Regions from separate parts of the Homo sapiens genome. Here region 1 is linked to region 2. The links are chromatin loops, found by intact Hi-C in ENCODE. Cell type or tissue: GM12878. All regions are shown on one strand. Links, peaks and the distances in the headings refer to the core of each region. The heading gives the core; the rest is flanking DNA.

Region 1 (8,332 bases), core at 174-8,173, 98 kb after region 2:
TCAGCCTGGAGCACACCAGAACAGATGGAGGAATACATCACACTCGCCTTTTATATCTTATCCATACAAGAGTTTGCCATTTATTTTAGCCTCTTCAAAAATAAGTTATAATCAACAGAGAAGTGAAGATCATGAAATAACATTTTCTCAATTTTTTAACATCCTGTGGGATACATGCAGTCCCCAGGCTATTGTCTCCTCAGTTATGGAATTAGATGATGCAAGTTCCAGTTCAGTCACCATTTCCCCGTTTCTATACTTTGTCAATAAAAATGATATGGCCTTTGTTCATACAGACCATTGATACTGCAGCACATTATACTGGAAAACACATAAGCTTTGGAGTCAAGCAAACTTAAGTTGAATTCTGATTCCACTTGTTCTTAGCCATGTACACTTGCCAAAATACCATATTTCACATAATCTAAGACACTACTGCAAAGACCTACAGTTATCTTACTACCAAGAAAGAAAAGCCCTTTTAGACATATCTATATTTCAGATGTTCAAATGTGAAAATAATACATGTCACAGAATCAATGACACATGATATTTAACCTCTCTACAGTGAAATTTCTCACTTGTAAGATGGAGATGCTAAATGTCCACATTGGAGGTTGGCCATGAGACGTAAATGAGTAACACTCGTACTATGTCTCACACCAAATCTGGCACATGGTAAGTACTCCATAGAATGCTAGTTTCTCTTCTCTTTCCAAAAGTGATGAGTAGGTTCTGGATAGATGATGAGTTCTCTCAGAGCACATGCCATATCTTATATGCCTTTGACCTTTTCTAACTCCCCATGACTGAGAATATTTCCTTACACATTGTAGCCACTCAGTAAATGGGTGAGGAATACAGATGTTGAATTCGTTTGAAAAACCGATAAATACTGCAGTTGGAAAATCCTGTTGGTGAATGTAGCCAGTGATGTCCCACTGGCTTCCCCAGCACCTGCGCGCGATGAACGCATCTATCTGTAATCTTGACTGGGTCTGGGGACTGGAAAGAAGGGCAATTGCCGGCTCATGAAGCACATCCCTCCTGGAATCCCCCATGCCAGCAGGCTGTGGCTGGAGGCCCGCTGCATTCAGGCAAGAATGTGCAGCTAAATCTCAGTTCCACAGACAAATGCAGCATTGTGGTCCCCGTGGGCCTCCAGGGAAAGCCAGGCTGCCTCTGTGCCCTGGATGTGAACGGCTGTGCATATTAAGTTAGACAGGCTGCATCCCTAAGGGCTTGAAACCTGTCCCCTGGGACTCTCCAAGAGCAGCATCGTGGGGGGTAAACAAATGTCCCATGTGGGGGTGCTGGAGGGAGCAGAAGCTCAGCTGAACAGAACCACGTGGCATTTTTTTTTCCCCAGTATTTTTCTGTCTGCTGATTTTCTTCCTCTGATGTCCTGGTTCTGTTGGAAAGGGAGAAGAGACAGAGAAGAGGAACACATCTCATTTTCTACCACCCACTTTTGATTATTCATATTCATGTGGGAGATAAGAAGAGCCTGCCAGGGACACATTTAAATAACAAGTACTCTAAAATCATTACTTTGCCCTTGACTACAGTCAAGAGACATTCTGTGGGCAGCACACTGTAGTGTGTGTGCACTCACACTCTCACAAATGCACACTTACCTCTCCCTCCAAGCCCCCACAAGCTGGAACTTAGCAGTCCCAGTTCCCTAAAGATTGCTCACACAGATGGATGTGGCTTTCACAACATTAATGGGACTCGAAAGAAAAAAAAAGCAATAATAATTAGCAAAACAGTAAGTACGTATTAGTTGAGGTTTCATGCTTCAGTATTTATGTAGCCTCTCCCCTCGGCTGAAGGAAAGGACAAGGGAGTGGAGAGAGGAGGAATAAAGTCGGAAACCCCATTGCCCATGGAACTGCACAGCATGTTGGCAGTAGGGCAGAAAGCACCTTACTCTGAAGTCAAAATTCCTCCCCCTGGCCCAGGTCCTCAGGAGCTAGCTGCCAGGTGTTCTCGAAAGTTCTTGCAGGACAAAGAGGCCTGGCATATACTTCCTTCCCCTCACCACCTTCCTGGGCCATCTACTAAGACCCTTTGCTTCTTGGTGCTTTGAGGAGGGAAAATGTCTTTCTTACCTCCCCGAGAGGATGGCTGAGAGGGTTAAGGAAGATGCTACCCATGAGCAAAGGCAGAATTCCTGCCCTGGCATCACCCCACCCAGGTCCGTGCCATCTGCTACCTAAAGTCCTGTAATAAACCTGAGGGAAGGCGGGTGGAGCAGGGAGGGGCACTGTCATTTATCTCATTGCTCAGTCCCTATGTCTAATAAAGAATTTAGGAAACTTCCCACAGCACATCTTCTTCTCATTAATAATAGAGTCCTTACTAATAAATCCAGAAAGCAGCACCCAGACCTTGTTAAACCTCTACTAATTAGTATTGAGACACCCATAGCCCAAGGTGGAGACTATCAACACATTCCCAGGAGAAAATGAAACACACCCACAGGTTGGGGTTGCTCAAAAATCCATGTTTGGATCTCACATAAGTGACTGATTTACCCATTGCTATATCCATTAATGCTGTCCAGTAGAACTTTCTGCAATGATGGATATATTCTATGTTGCATGGTCCAATATGGTAGCTACCAGCCAGCCCCATGTGGCCTTTGAGTGCTTGAAATGTGGCTAGGACAACTGAGGAAACTGTATTAGTCTGTTTTCAAGCTGCTGATAAAGACATACCCAAGACTGGGAAGAAAAAGAGGTTTAATTGGACTTACAGTTCCATGTGGCTGGGGAGGCCTCGGAATCATGGGGGGAGGTGAAAAGCACTTCTTACATGGTGGCAGCAAGAGAAAATGAGGGAGACAGAAAAGTGGAAACCCCTGATAAACCCATCAGATCTCGTGAGACTTATTCACTATCACCAGAATAGCACAGGAAAGACCGGCCCCCATGATTCAGTTAACTCCCCCTGGGTCCCTCCCACAACACATGGGAATTCTGGGAGATACAATTCAAGTTGAGATTTTAGCGGGGACACAGCCAAACCACATCAAAACTGCATTTTTCATTTTATTTAGTTTTATGTAAATTTAAGCAGCCACATGTGGCTAATGGCTACCATACTGCATAGCACAGACCCAGAGAGCATCTGGTATGTAGCTGGCACTCAATAAATCTTTGTTCAAGGAAAATCATAAATGGACCGTAGTTCACCATAATAAGTTCTGATTAAGCAAGATTCTCATATTTATTGAGTCCTCATTTTAAACAAAGCCCTGTTTAGGTCAACAACCTTCTGAGATGGGTACTTTTATTATCCCCATTATACAGATAAAGAAACTGGGGCTTCAAAGAGTTAAGTGAGGAGCCCACACCCACATAGCACATGGCCAGCCAAGGATTCAACCCCGGGCAGTGCCCACACACCCATTTCTGTAGTGCCTCCAGCTTTCTGAAGTCTGATGGGACAGCCTCTTCAAACTGCCTTTTCCATTGACCAAAAAAAGCCTTCAGGAGCATCACTTTACTTTCACCAGAATGACATCAAATTAGCCAAGGAACTTTTCCTTTTGAAATAGAAAAAATGAAGATAGACAATTTTTGTCACATCTAGGGATCTTTTAAAAGCCTAGCCAGCGTAGTAACTTTGCAAGGCTCTGTTGTCTGACTTCTGGATCCCAAGTCAAGAGTTAACTATTCATTCCACCACTGTGGCCTCTTCCTCAAACCATCTCCCAAGATGGCAGACTACTCTGAGAGAGCCTCACAATCATCATTTCCATGAGCTCTCACTTCTGAATGCTGACAGGTGAGAAAGGGAGGAGAAAGGGAGGTGAGAAAGGGATTTGAAACACCAGTGACACAAATCCAGAGTTTGTAGCCCCACCCACCATGAAAGATGGGAGAGGCATGTCCACATGTCATATGCAAATGTCCTTCTCCAAGGAGATTATTGCATCCTTGCTCATCTAGTAAATTATTGCTGCAGCCAGCCCTGACCCTTGCACCATCAGGTCTCAACTGTATAACAAGAGAACAGGTGCTCCCACCACCATCGGATGTAAGCACCAAACCAGGGGCTGGGCACCCTTCAAGGCATCCTCTCAACAGCTGACTCTGTTTACCATAGCATGCCCCTGACTCCATCAGACACAGAGCTGTCTTGACAGCATTACTAGCTGAATCAACTTTTGCAGTTCTTCCCACGCCCTCTAAGGCGGCCATTTGGGCTCCTCTCAACAGGGTCCTTTCCAACACTCCAGCAAGCTGTTTGCCTTGACTGACCCCAGAGCTCTGTCATTTGTGGCTGTCACCATTTGAGATACGAAGGGAAAGAAAGATGCAAGTGACACTTACTGCTGATGAAGAAAAGTATTTGTAGAATTTCAGACATTCTTAAACCATTCTAACTTTGCTCTAGCAGGTCAACTGCAAGCCACACAGTTTATCTCGCAGAACCAGTGGTTCCTTGAGGAGGACTTTATATCATAGAGCCTCCCATGTCTTCCTTTTCAATTATTTAAATCCTACCCCCTCTTCTGGGCCCAGTTGAAGACCAACCCACCTTTTCCAAGAGGTCTTCTGGGACCCTTCCAGCTCTCAGGAATGCCCCTTTCCTCAGCTTTCAGGCAGCACCCACTCTCTGCAGTGCCACCTTCTCAGCAACCCACCAAAGAGGGGAAGTGCACCCGGGACGAGTGGGGCCCCACTCATTTTATCTCTGATGTCAAGCTCATGTTCCCTACTCAACAAAACAAATGTGCAGCAGTAAACTGGAAGCAATAATTCACCAGCTCTTAGAGGAAGCCCCTTCCGGGCCCCTTGTGCTGCAAGTGTCTCATTCAAACACACAAAACGTTTTATGAGGGGGATCCTGTTAACACATTTTTGCTGCCAGGCACGGTGGCTCTCGCCTGTAATCCCAGCACTTTGGGAGGCCAAGGCGGGTGGATCGCCTAAGGTCAGGAGTTTGAGACCAGCCTGACCAACATGGAGAAATCCTGTCTCTACTAAAAATACAAAATTAGCTGGGTGTGGTGGTGCATGCCTGTAATTCCAGCTACTGGGGAGGCTGAGGCAGGAGAATTGCTTGAACCTGGGAGGCAGAGGTTGCGGTGAGCTGAGATCGTGCCACTTCACTCTAGCCTGGGCAACAAGAGCAAAACTCCGTCTTGGGAAAAAATAAAATAAAATAAAAATAAAAATGCCATTTTTTTCCCCTTTGCCTTAGTGCCTTTTGTAGACTGGCACTGGGAAGCTTACCCAGGTGATCGACCCTTAATCCAATAATGATTTTTGAGGGATTACTCAACTGCCTCAAGCAAGCTCTTCCTGGCATTGTGAATATAACCAGTCACTCTGCACTTAGTCATGTATCTCATTGCATTGCTCCATGTTTGCCTATGCGCTCTTCTTTCAAGGACAAAGACCATGTCTTACTTTATAGGGCATTTCTCACCACAGCTAACATAGTGCTACAGGGATTCAAAAGGTATTTACTAACTAAAAATAAATGGAAAAAAAGAAACACTCTCCAGACACTGGGCAGAATAGGTGGTTAGAAAACCCTACTGGAAGACAATCTTCAACTTGGAAATGCCCCTGGCAGAGGGTTCAGTGGATTCTCACAGCCCTGGGCAATGCCAGAGCCCCAGGCATGAGCACCCCTCACCTGGTAGTCTTTCTCTTCTACTCCATGAACCATTTCAGTAAATACTTGGCAAAACTAATTTCTCTTGGGTTGGAGAATTCGTTCCGCTGTACTAGTTCCAAAATCAAAAATAAGAGGAAGTATATGAAACCAAAAACAAAAACTCTACGCCTTCCCCCAAGTGAAGTCTGCTACCTCAACAAAATAAGAAAATCACAAAACCAATGCTTACAAATCAATAAATGACAAACAACCCAATTTAAAAATGAGTATGAGATTTGAATAGTCATTTTATCAAAGAAAAATGTGACTGTCTAATAAACACATGAAAAGCTGTTCAACATCATTAATTATTATTAACAAAATGCAAACCAAAGTCCTAACAAGATACTTCTACATACCAACTATAATGGCTATGATCAAAAAGACTCACAAGGCTGGGCATGGTGGCTCATGCTTGTAATCCCAGCACTTTGGGAGGCTGAGGTGGGCGGATCACTTGAGATCAGGAGTTTGAGACCAGCCTGACCAACATGGTGAAAACCCATCTCTACTAAAAATACAAAAATTAGGCTGGGCGCGGTGGCTCACGCCTGTAATCCCAGCACTTTGGGAGGCCAAGGCAGGCAGATCACGAGGTCAGGAGTTCGAGACCAGCCTGACCAACATGGTGAAACCCCGTCTCTACTAAAAATACAAAAAAAAAAAAAAATCAGCCAGGTGTGGTGACGGATGCCTGTAATCTCAGCTACTCAGGAGGCTGAGGCAGGAGAATTGCTTGAACCCTGAAGGCGGCAGCTGGAGTAAGCCGAGATTACGCCATTGCACTCCAGCCTGGGTGACAGTGCAAGACTCCATCTCAAAATAATAATAATAATAATAATAATAATAATAATAATAATAATAATAATACAAAAATTAGCCAGGCATGGTGGCGCACACCCGTAATCCCAGCTACTTGGGAGGCTGAGGCAGGAGAATCACTTGAACCCAGAAGATGGAGGTTGCAGGGAGTTGAGATCATGCCACTGCACTCCAGCCTGGGCAATGGAGTGAGACTATCTCAAAAAAAAGACTGACAATACCAAGTGCTGGTGATGATATCAGAAAATTAGAACTCTCCTATGTTGCTAGTGGGAATGTAATATGATGCCACTGCTCTGGAAAACAGTTTGGTAGTTTCTTAAAAAGTTAAATATATACACACTATACAACTGAGCAATTTCAGTCCTAGGTATTTAACCAAGAGAAATGAAAACATGGCTCCACAAAAGACTTATATGCAAATGTTCACAGCAGCATTATTCACAATCACTTAACACTGGAAACAATACAAACATCCATCAGATGGTGAATGGATAAACAAAATGCGGTATATCCACACAATGGAGTATCACCCAGCAATAAAGATAAATGAACTTCTGAGCCGTGCAACAACATGGCTGAACATCAAAAACGTTATGCTAAGTGAAAGAACTCAAGCACAAATGATTACGTACTTCATGATTCCATTTATATGAAAGTTCTAGGAAAGGCAAACTATAGAGACAGAAAGTAGATTAGTAGTTACCTGGAGCCAGAAGTGGGAGTGAGGATTGACTGCAAATTGGCATGAGGAAATGTTTTAGTGTGTTGAAAATGTTCTAAATATATAAATTTACTAAAAATAATGGAATCACTTACAATGGGTGAATATTGTGAAATAAAAAGAATGAAGAATGTTATGGTATATATAGTTCAATAAAGTTATTTTTTTAAAAAGTAGTGTTAAAACTGCAAACCAACTTCATTGGAGCTTTACAATTGTGGAGTAATTTATAGTTTCAGTTTAAGGACATTAATCAAAGAAGCATCTTAATACTCTAAAGGCTATTAAAATTAGAGACTGGAAAATTTTTTTAAATCATAACATTTTAATGTAAAGTTATTTTTCCTGCACTTTTTAATTCTCCACAGTAGGATATCAACAATTCTCAAGGAAAGTCTAAACCCCAAGGCATCCCAGACTTGCCCAAACCCTAGAAGTCAAAGACCTGTAGACGGGTATAGAATTGGTCGGGGTGAAGTGTCACTGTGGCTCTCAGTGGTGAGTGTGACAGCCTCTTTACCAACAATCTCCTTAGCTCAAGTCTGAACCCAAAAGAACGCTGGCTTTCCAGGTCTCCTGCTTTGAGGACAAGTGCTCAGAGGCCTGCTGCTCTCCTAGGGAGCCCACACCCACCAGCGGAACTAACCAGAGCAGTTTCTCCACCGACGCGTCTTCCAGGTATTTCCTTGCTCAGCTTGCCTAGCCAGGTGGCCTTGATCCAGGCAAAATCTGTATTAGTCAGGGTTCACCAGAGAAACAGAACCAATAGGGGGTGTGTGTGTGTGTGTGTGTGTGTGTGTGTGTGTGTGTAGATGAGAGATTCGTTTTAAGGAATTGGCTCGCACAATTGTGGGGTTGGCAAGTCTAAAATGTGCAGGGCAGGCAGGCAGGCAGACAGGCAGGCTGGAGACCCATAGAAGAGTTGATGTTGCAGTTTCCAGTACAAAGGCAGTCTGGAGGCAGAAATCCTTCTCCCTCAATCTTTTCCTGACTCCTGGCTCCTTCAAGCTCCTAAGACAATACTTGAGCAGAAAGGGACTATGTCTCGTGGCACTCCTGTGACCTGCTGCACACACTACCCAGGAGGCTCTTGGTAAAGGTCTACAA
Region 2 (8,332 bases), core at 328-8,327:
AAAACTTTGGGACTTCAAACAATTTCAGAGATAAAAATCATGCTGCAGAGAATTAGGCAAAGGGACTTGGAACATATGGACTCTATTTCACTCCAGATTAACAGGCAGTGAAAAATGAAAACCATGAAAACAAGAAGTGCCTGAGAAAGTATGTTTTGTGTTTTGCCAAGCCCCAAACATTTCCCAAGTGGTGGGAGAGGTCTGGCAAAGTCCCCTGGTGCTCTCAATGGTGGTAGAGGAACGGGAGGGGCTTTCTGTGCACATGCGGGTATGATGGGTGAGGGTCACTCTGCTGCATCCATCCAGGACTGTGAACCATCACGCCACGGCTCCATGCTCAGCTCGCCCCCCTGAGGGCTCTGTCCCTGCATCCAGAAATGGCTGTCTTGGAGGGTTGCCGCATCTGTCAATGTGATGCAGTGTGACCACGGGTGAGTGGCAGAAAGCACACGAGGACTGGCCTGAGTCTTCTGGGGAGGCCTTCACAACTCACTCCACAAAGACCAGGCAGCCCTTTGTGTGAGAACAAAGAGCTAAAGCTGGGTCTTTTGAAGGCTTTGGGGCTTGAACCAACTTAAAATTTTAAGACAATATCCTCTCAGCAGCAAATAAAGCGAAGCTATCTGTCTTTAAAATGGTGGAGCTGAGAGATACCTTCCAACCTATGTTGCCGTGCTGTAATTAGGAGCAAAATGAGATCCGTGGGAAACTTCTGACGGGTTAGAGTGCTATGTGCAAGGCAGTGTGCCTGATCTTCATCAGAAGCTTTTAAGTTAAATAATTTCAGAAGAAGCTTTACTGCCCTCCTGAGATCCCTCATGGGGAAATGGAAAATCAGCTCCCTCCGAAGCCTGCTGAATGTGTTCTCTGTAACCGAGCCAAAATATTCATGGCCCTCCTGAGAAATCTGTGCTATAGGGAAGAGTTTCCAGCCCAGAGACCCTAAAGCCCTTCAGGCAGCTGCTCCCCTTATATCCTCCAAGCTCAGGGTCTCCAAGTTGTGGCTGAGTCTCTGCTCCTATCTCAGGACAGATCAGAGCTTTGGTGGGGCTGACACTTGATCCAAATGGTACCCCTGGGAGTCTGGGCAAGGGGCTTCCCATTCACACCTCTAGGGAAAGATGGAGCTCTGTTGTCCCACAGAGCAGGTACCCGTTGCTGCCCTTCATCAGGGAAGTTATCCCTGGGTACCTGAAGGATGGCTGACACCTGGCCACCCAGGGACCAGGGCTGTTCCCTAACATAATCAGCCTGGAACCTCAAGCATCCCTCCCCGTGAGCACACTTCCAATCACACAATCCCTGATCTAATCATGGTGGAAATCTCAGAGGCAATGCTACTTTCCACGAGTTCCTCCCCATCATTCCACTTGTGTTGACAGCCCCTTATCTTCTAGAAGCCAAAACGGATGCTAGTTCTGCAGGCTGGCTTGCAGCTGTCCCAGCAGATTGGCAGAGCCCCCAAAAGAAGTCCCATCAGATATGGCTTCCTATTTTTTCCTCGCATTTGCAGAAGGTAGAGACGGCTTGCTTTGCATTTCAAGTAGGGAACTCATTATCTTCATTTATACTTTGTTCCTTCAACATTTCTGTGCTAGGCACTGGGACCAAAAAATGAGTAAGAAAGATGAATAAGAGCTCACAGTCTAGTAGAGGAGACCAATCAGGAAAGGCGTGATTATGGAATGCAGATCTCAGAAAGTGATAAACAATGAAACCATGAAGGAAGGGCTGCCCAACCGATTTGGGCATGGAAGAAAGTTTTGCTGGAGAGGGAACGTTTGAGCTGGGTTCTGAAGCATGCATAGGAGCTTGCCTATTCATCATTCAGAGTTTGGTTCGGGTATAAAAAATGGTCTAAAATAAGATTAATGGTGTTTAATGTGGAATCTGGGAAACTGCTAATACTGGACTGTTTATAAAAACTGTTGTGTGTATATCCTGATGCACAGTTTTCTGAGAGAGGTTCATTAGATTCTTAAAATAATCTGTGATTCAAGAAAGATTAAGCAGAATTGGAGTTTAGAGTAAAGAAAAAGAAAAAAGGCAGGTCAAAGACAAATCTCTGGTTTCAACAGAACTAAGCATATGAACAGAGCTATTTATAATCCCTCCATCCCTGCACCCTGAGACATGGGACATTTAGTCACTTTCACTCTCTCACTCACTTACTGCAACACTCCATTTAGCCCAGCTCTTTTTCCCCTTTTATTTTTCTTCCTGCTAATCTCCTTCCTGCTCCCCCAACACACACACACACACACACACACACACACACTACGCTTTTTTTTTTTTTTTGAAGTTAGAAACTGCAAAAGAAGTGGAAGTATCATCAGGATTGACTTGTCTAAATCTCACTCTTCCCTCTGTCCCTTCCTCCATATACATTAAAAGAGGCCATTTGAAGAGACTAAATCCCCGATTTTCAATCCCCATGAAAGTTCTTAACATCAATACAACTTCCCAACTCAAAAGACTAGTCTGATCTGCTCATAGCACAAATGGTACAATTTCAAATAGCAACAACAGTCATTTATTGAGTGCTTACTTTGTGCCAGAGGAGGCACAATGTATTTTGCATGCATTTTCATGTTTTAGTCTACACAACCAGGTACTTGTCCTGTTCCCATCTTACAGATGTGGAAACTGAGCCTCTGAGGGGTAAGCAACTTGCCTCTGATTCCACAACTCGATAGTAGTAGAGTCAAATCTGGAATTTGAACCCAGATTGTCTGGCTACAAAGCCAGCCTAGTCTTTTTAAAAATATGTTTTTTTTTTGTGTGTGTGTGTGTGTGTGTGTGTGTGTGTGTTTGTTTTTTTTTTTTGAGACAGAGTCTCACTCTATCGCCTAGGCTGGAGTGCAGTGGTACAATCTCAACTCACTGCAACCTCCGCCTCCCAGGTTCAAGCCATTCTCCTGCTCAGTCTCCTTAGTAGCTGGGGTTACAGGCATGCACCTGTAATGCACCTGGCTCATTTTTGTAATTTTAGTAGAGACAGAGTTTCTCCATGTTGGCCAGGCTGGTCTTGAACTCCTGACCTCAAGTGATCTGCCTGTCTCAGCCTCCCAAAGTGCTGGGATTACAGGTGTGAACCACCACGCCCAGCCAAAAATAAGTTTTTTTAATTGACACGTAATAATTATACATATTGCTGGGGTATAGTGATGTTTCAATACATATAATGTATAGTGATCAGATCAAGGTAATTAGCATATTCATCATCTCAAATCTTTTTTTTTTTTTTTTTTTTTTTTGAGATCAAGTTTCACTCTTGTCTTTTGTTGCCCAGGCTGGAGTGCAACAGTGCAATCTCAGCTTACTGCAACCTCTGCCTCCCGGGCTCAAGCAATTCTCCTGTCTCAGCCTCCCAAGTAGCTGGGATTATAGGCATGTGCCACCAAGCCCAGCTAATTTTGTATTTTTTAGTAGAGACAGGATTTCTCCATGTTGGTCAAGCTGGTCTCAAACTCCCAACCTCAGGTGATCTGCCCACCTTGACCTCCCAAAGTGCTGGGATTACAGGCATGAACCACTGCACCCATGCCAAAGAAATCAAATCTTTATGATTTCTTTGTGTTGGGAACATTCAGTATTCTCCTTATAGCTATTTGAAAATATACAATAAATTGTTGCTAATTACAGTCACCCTACAGTGCTATAGAACGCTAGGACTTATTCCTCCCATCAAGTCGTACTTTGGGTCTGATCTGAACTTTTGCACCCTTGCTGCCTTCTGATCACCCTTCTCTTAAGGCTGGCTAGGTTATTCTTTGCACCCATGTCACCCAGAGATACACGCTCCTATTTTTACTGGCTACACTTGCCTGTGCACATATATGCAATGTCTGCAGCACACAGCACAAAAGGAGGGCTCTGAAGACAATCATGCGACTGACTGCAGTGAGCTTCAGAAACCAGGGCGGTGGGGATGGGAGGCCCGATGTTCTGCTGGGTGACATCTAAAGTCTCAGGGCAATTTGATTAAGTTTCCATCCTAATTTCACACCTGAAACGGAAATGGGTCAGAGTGACTCATATTCAGCTCCTGTGTTAAAGCTCCTGGGGCTATCAGTGGGCTTGGAAAGAGGGTTACAGCCAGTGAAAGGAAGTCAGGATGGCTGATGTTGATGGGACTTAGTGTTGAACTGAATTAATTGCTCAAGTGCTTTCTACATTCAACCCGCCCATAAGGCCAAGCCCCTATCCCACCAACCCCTTTGTGAACCGTCCCCCATGACTCAAGCCTGTTGCCTGGGCCCTCTTATTGCCCAGGAACCCCCATTAGCACGGGGATTTTCTCAGATTGCTTCGTGTGCATTTGGTCATCTAATGACGGAAACTATCACATGTGTAATGAGCATTTACTCCTGAAACACTTTCGAATTTCTGTTACCTTATTGGTAAATCCCATACATCTCCATCTCTACAGCTTATATTTGAGGCTACAGTTGAGAATGCAGATATGATATTGGGGAGTCACTAGCCAGCTCCTTCCAGCAGGGGCATTCCCCAGGAAAGAAAAGAAAAGCTTGCTACTTCCAGCCCAAGGGAGACTGAGGGTAGAGGTCTAGAAACAACAGGTAGGTATGTAGAACCAAGAGACCTTCCAAGCTAGTGGCCAGCTTCCCATGCAGGGAGGCCTGGGGCAGTCCTCCCCTTCATGTCAGTGGCACATACAGACCAGAGTCTAAGGAGGCAGGGAGGTGGGACGGGGGCAAGAGGTCCCATGGGAGAACAGAGGTTTGGAGTTGGATACAGTGGTGACAGTGGTCAGGGACTTGCGGACAGAGGAAAATGGCCAGGACTGTGAACTCCAGCAGTTGAGTCCTGCTATATTGGTCCAAAATAGCCAAATGACAACTACTGTACCTCGGTGGTCGCTATTCTAGAGAGTGGCCTAGAACAGCCATTCTTGAGCCTACACCACCACTCCACGCTTGGACAAGCCAGGATTCACAGTGCACCCCCTGGATCCAAGGGACAGAGCCAGAGTCTCATAAGCCACACTACCCCCATAGAAAGAGCCAATTTCTGGAGTGGAAGAGGAAAAAGCAGAATGCCAAACATTGGGTCACCAGAGTCATGTAAAAGAGGCTGAGATACAAGAAAACACAAATGATTGGGTTGGGTGAGATTGCTGGGTTGAACTACAATTCCATTTCCTACCCACCCACCTAAGAGGATGGAGGCCTAGAATGGCGGTCAGCCTGGCTGTTGAGAAATAAAGGAATCTATGCTTTCTCTTCCCAAGCATGGCGTGAAACCTCATCACACATCCAAAAGGCTGGGAACCTCCTATCATCTCCCAAAGCCCTCACTTAGTCCCCAACAAAACCTCAGAATCTCCTTGTTGATTGCAAGTCAATACTTCAAGAGAAACACTATCCTCACTGTGTGTACAGTGGGAAGGCAAGATACTTTAAACTAGGCAACATCTCAGAATAAATGTAGGAAATTCTCTATTCAAGGTGGGTTGTGCTTTAGTGAAGGGATCACAAGTGTATTTACCCAGCAGATATGTTTTTTTTTTTTTTTTAAAAGCCAATATATTTCACACAGTCCTAAGTTTTGGTCTCAAAAAATGCAAAAATCCAGAAACATTGGGTTTCTTCTGCAGAGCCTCCTGCATGACAACACTCAGTTGTAGCTATCTAGTGGCTTCCACAGTTAGATGGCATGTACATCTCCAGTATACCACAGTCCTCACCAGTCTCTAGTGCATTGCTGTCCTGTATTAGTTTTGTATTGCTGCTATAACAAACCAGCACAAACTGAGCAGCTTAAAACAACACCCATTTACTGCTTTTCAGTTCTCTAGAACAGAAGTTCAGGTGGGCTCAGCTGGATCCCTGATTAGGGTTTCACACAATCATTCTGGAGAAGAATCTGCTTCCAAGCTCATTCAGGCTGTTGGTTGAACTTGGTTCCTTGTGGCTATAGGACTGAGGTCCCCATCTCCTTGCTGGCTGTCAGCTTCTACAGAGCCCACTTTCCTGCTGTGTGCCCTGCCATCTTCAAGCCAGCAACAGCATGTGGAAGTTGGATGCTTCTCATGCTTGGAAGCCCTTGGACTTCCTCTTTTGCCACCAGTGAGAGAGAATTTGCCACCTTTCCAGAGCTCCTGTGATTAGATTAGGCCCACCCAGATGATCCCCTTTTTGCCGTAGAACTAATCACAGAAGTAACACCAAGTGGCAAAGGTCCTCTTAGAATTCTACCTCCCACAGTTTCTCCAGCCCCGTCCACTCATTGTGTCACCTGCCTGCAAGCTCTAGAAACCCCCACAGAGGAAGAGTCTTAAGTATTCTCAGACATATGTCTACATTCCTTCCAAAACTCTCTTTGTTTCTGAGTTCCTTCAGTAGTTTTTACTCCATCAAAAAGAAAGACTCAGTGAGGTGCTCTAGGGTTTTTAAGATCTATTTTCAGTCCCTTGTTATCAATGAGATTGTGTCCCCACCTCTGGGCTCCCTGTAGGCAGTAGCAACAGAAACAGGTGCAGAGCAGGGCCAGAGCCTCAGTCTTGGGGCAGAAAAGGGCACAAGGAAGAGAAGAGGAGCTAAAATTGTATGTATCCACTTGGCATCAGGGGCTTCCCTTTGGCTCACTTAAGCACCACTCCAGCACCATCACCCCCATTTGTAGAAAATGGGGAACTAAGGCTTAGAGATTATGATTGCCCAAGGTCAGAGATATGTGCAGATCCAGGGTGCAAATTCAGTTCTGTGGTCCCAAAGCCCCGTGTTTTCCATTTTTCACATGAGTGGAATGGGGGATAGGATGAAACGACTGAGCCTCAGAACTACCAGATGGGTTAATAAAGGAAGTGCCAACCCCTCAGGCTCCGCCCCCAGCAGACCCCAGCATTGTATTGAGAAGATTTGGGAAATCAATGAAAGGAGGGCAGAGTCTAGAGCTTGAAGATGAAAGAACTGGAAAGCAAGAAGGGCTGGAGGCTTGACATGGGAGAACACAGTGGCTCTTCTCTTTGAAGACGAATAGCTGGTTGCTCCATATCCATGGCAGTGAACCTGCTGGGACAACTGAAAGATTATTATCGAGAAAGAGAGAGGATGGGGAAACCAGCCATTATAGTGCTGGGGTTCCTACAGGATTCCCACAGCTGAATAAAGGAAGTCCTCCCAGGGCCCCAGCCTTCCGCAAGTGGGCACCTCTCATCTCAGCCAAAGGAACCAGGCAGTGATGGGCATGCCACATACTCCACTTCCATGAACCTAGGTGCCAGCAGGAAAGCCACTGCGGGATCACATTAACCCCACCTCCTGCAGCCTAGGAACGCATGTCCTTGGAGGGATAAAAACACCTAGAGTGGCCAAAGCCTGCCCAAGAAAGGAAAGCAGCCCAGTGCTCCATGCTTCCTCCCCAAGAAACAAGAGATCCTCCTGCTTCAGCCAGAAGCAGAGGGAAACAATCAGCTTATGAGAACCCCATCTGCTGCTGGTGTGGCCTAACAGAGGCAATAAACCCCTCCTGCAGCCAGGAGGCAAACCAGCTCCAGGGCTCCACCCACAGCAGGTGGTAAACATGATTAACGTGCTACTGCCCAGAGCACTTTCACCTGCACCAGCTCCAATGGTAGACGCAGTCTGTGCCAAGGCCCAGGGAGTGGTGGGAAGATGGTAATCGTAAAAACTGACAAGTAACCTACAGTGCAATAATTGAGTGTTTGTGTGTTTGGGGGAGGAAAGGTAGTAGAGATGTGTGATTTTGGGGAGCTGCCCAGCCCCTGAATCTCCTTGCTGTGATTGGGAAATTTCCCACCTGAGAGTCTTGGTGGGTGGTACAGCCTCCCCCCATAGAAGGCACGCCAGCTGTTTGCTTTCCCAGAAGCCTTTGCAGCAAAGCCATGGGCACACAGCCAGGCTTGGCCAACCAGGGACACCACTCTGGCCTGGTACATGAGAATGGAGGAAGGTGGAGATCTGTGCTGGCAGTGGGGGTAGCAGCATCTAGTTTCTAGGGCTGTGATGCCCGTGATGCAATGACGGCTTCTATCACCCAGCACCAGCACCACTGCAAGCAACCGACTCTGTCTACACCTGATGGGTTCTCTGGTGTGATCTGGACTGTGGTTGCAGCTGCCAAGCCTTTCTTTGTTCCTTGTGTTTCTCAAGCTGACTTCCCCAGCCTCTCATACATTTCCGTGAGGAACTAAGGTCCTTTCAAATAATTCCCTTCTGCTAAAATCAGCCAGGTAGTTTCTGTTGTTGGCAATTTAAATGCCTCTTGAGTACAACAGGTTTCCAAGCTTTCTGGACCCCTTTCTGAAAAGATTGATTTGGACATGGAGGAAGCTCTGAGTGCCTAT

What was found. Hi-C counts contacts between places; a loop is a spot of excess contacts. Peaks named below come from ENCODE experiments on the same cell type or tissue, not always from the same donor. Only the 100,000 strongest peaks of a DNase experiment are listed, where the experiment ranks them.
Region 1: it touches region 2 in a loop (2.4-fold over the local background); 11 of 110 quality-filtered maps call a loop at or near these places.

The regions. Positions count from the first base shown.
Region 1 is chr6:13,469,220-13,477,551 of GRCh38, forward strand. All of the region lies in intron 1 of GFOD1 (Gfo/Idh/MocA-like oxidoreductase domain containing 1), which reads right to left. Among named protein-coding and RNA genes, the nearest start is that of GFOD1-AS1, 13 kb to the right of the region's middle. RefSeq lists an enhancer at 2,698-2,992. In GM12878, for the core only: no CTCF peak of the experiment used is centred there; no DNase peak of the experiment used is centred there; H3K4me3 peaks cover 511 bases; H3K27ac peaks cover 1,256 bases.
Region 2 is chr6:13,371,496-13,379,827 of GRCh38, forward strand. The region is part of intron 1 of GFOD1 (Gfo/Idh/MocA-like oxidoreductase domain containing 1); the gene reads right to left. Among named protein-coding and RNA genes, the nearest start is that of TBC1D7-LOC100130357, 47 kb to the left of the region's middle. In GM12878, for the core only: no CTCF peak of the experiment used is centred there; a DNase peak (open chromatin) is centred at 4,026; H3K4me3 peaks cover 361 bases; H3K27ac peaks cover 4,700 bases.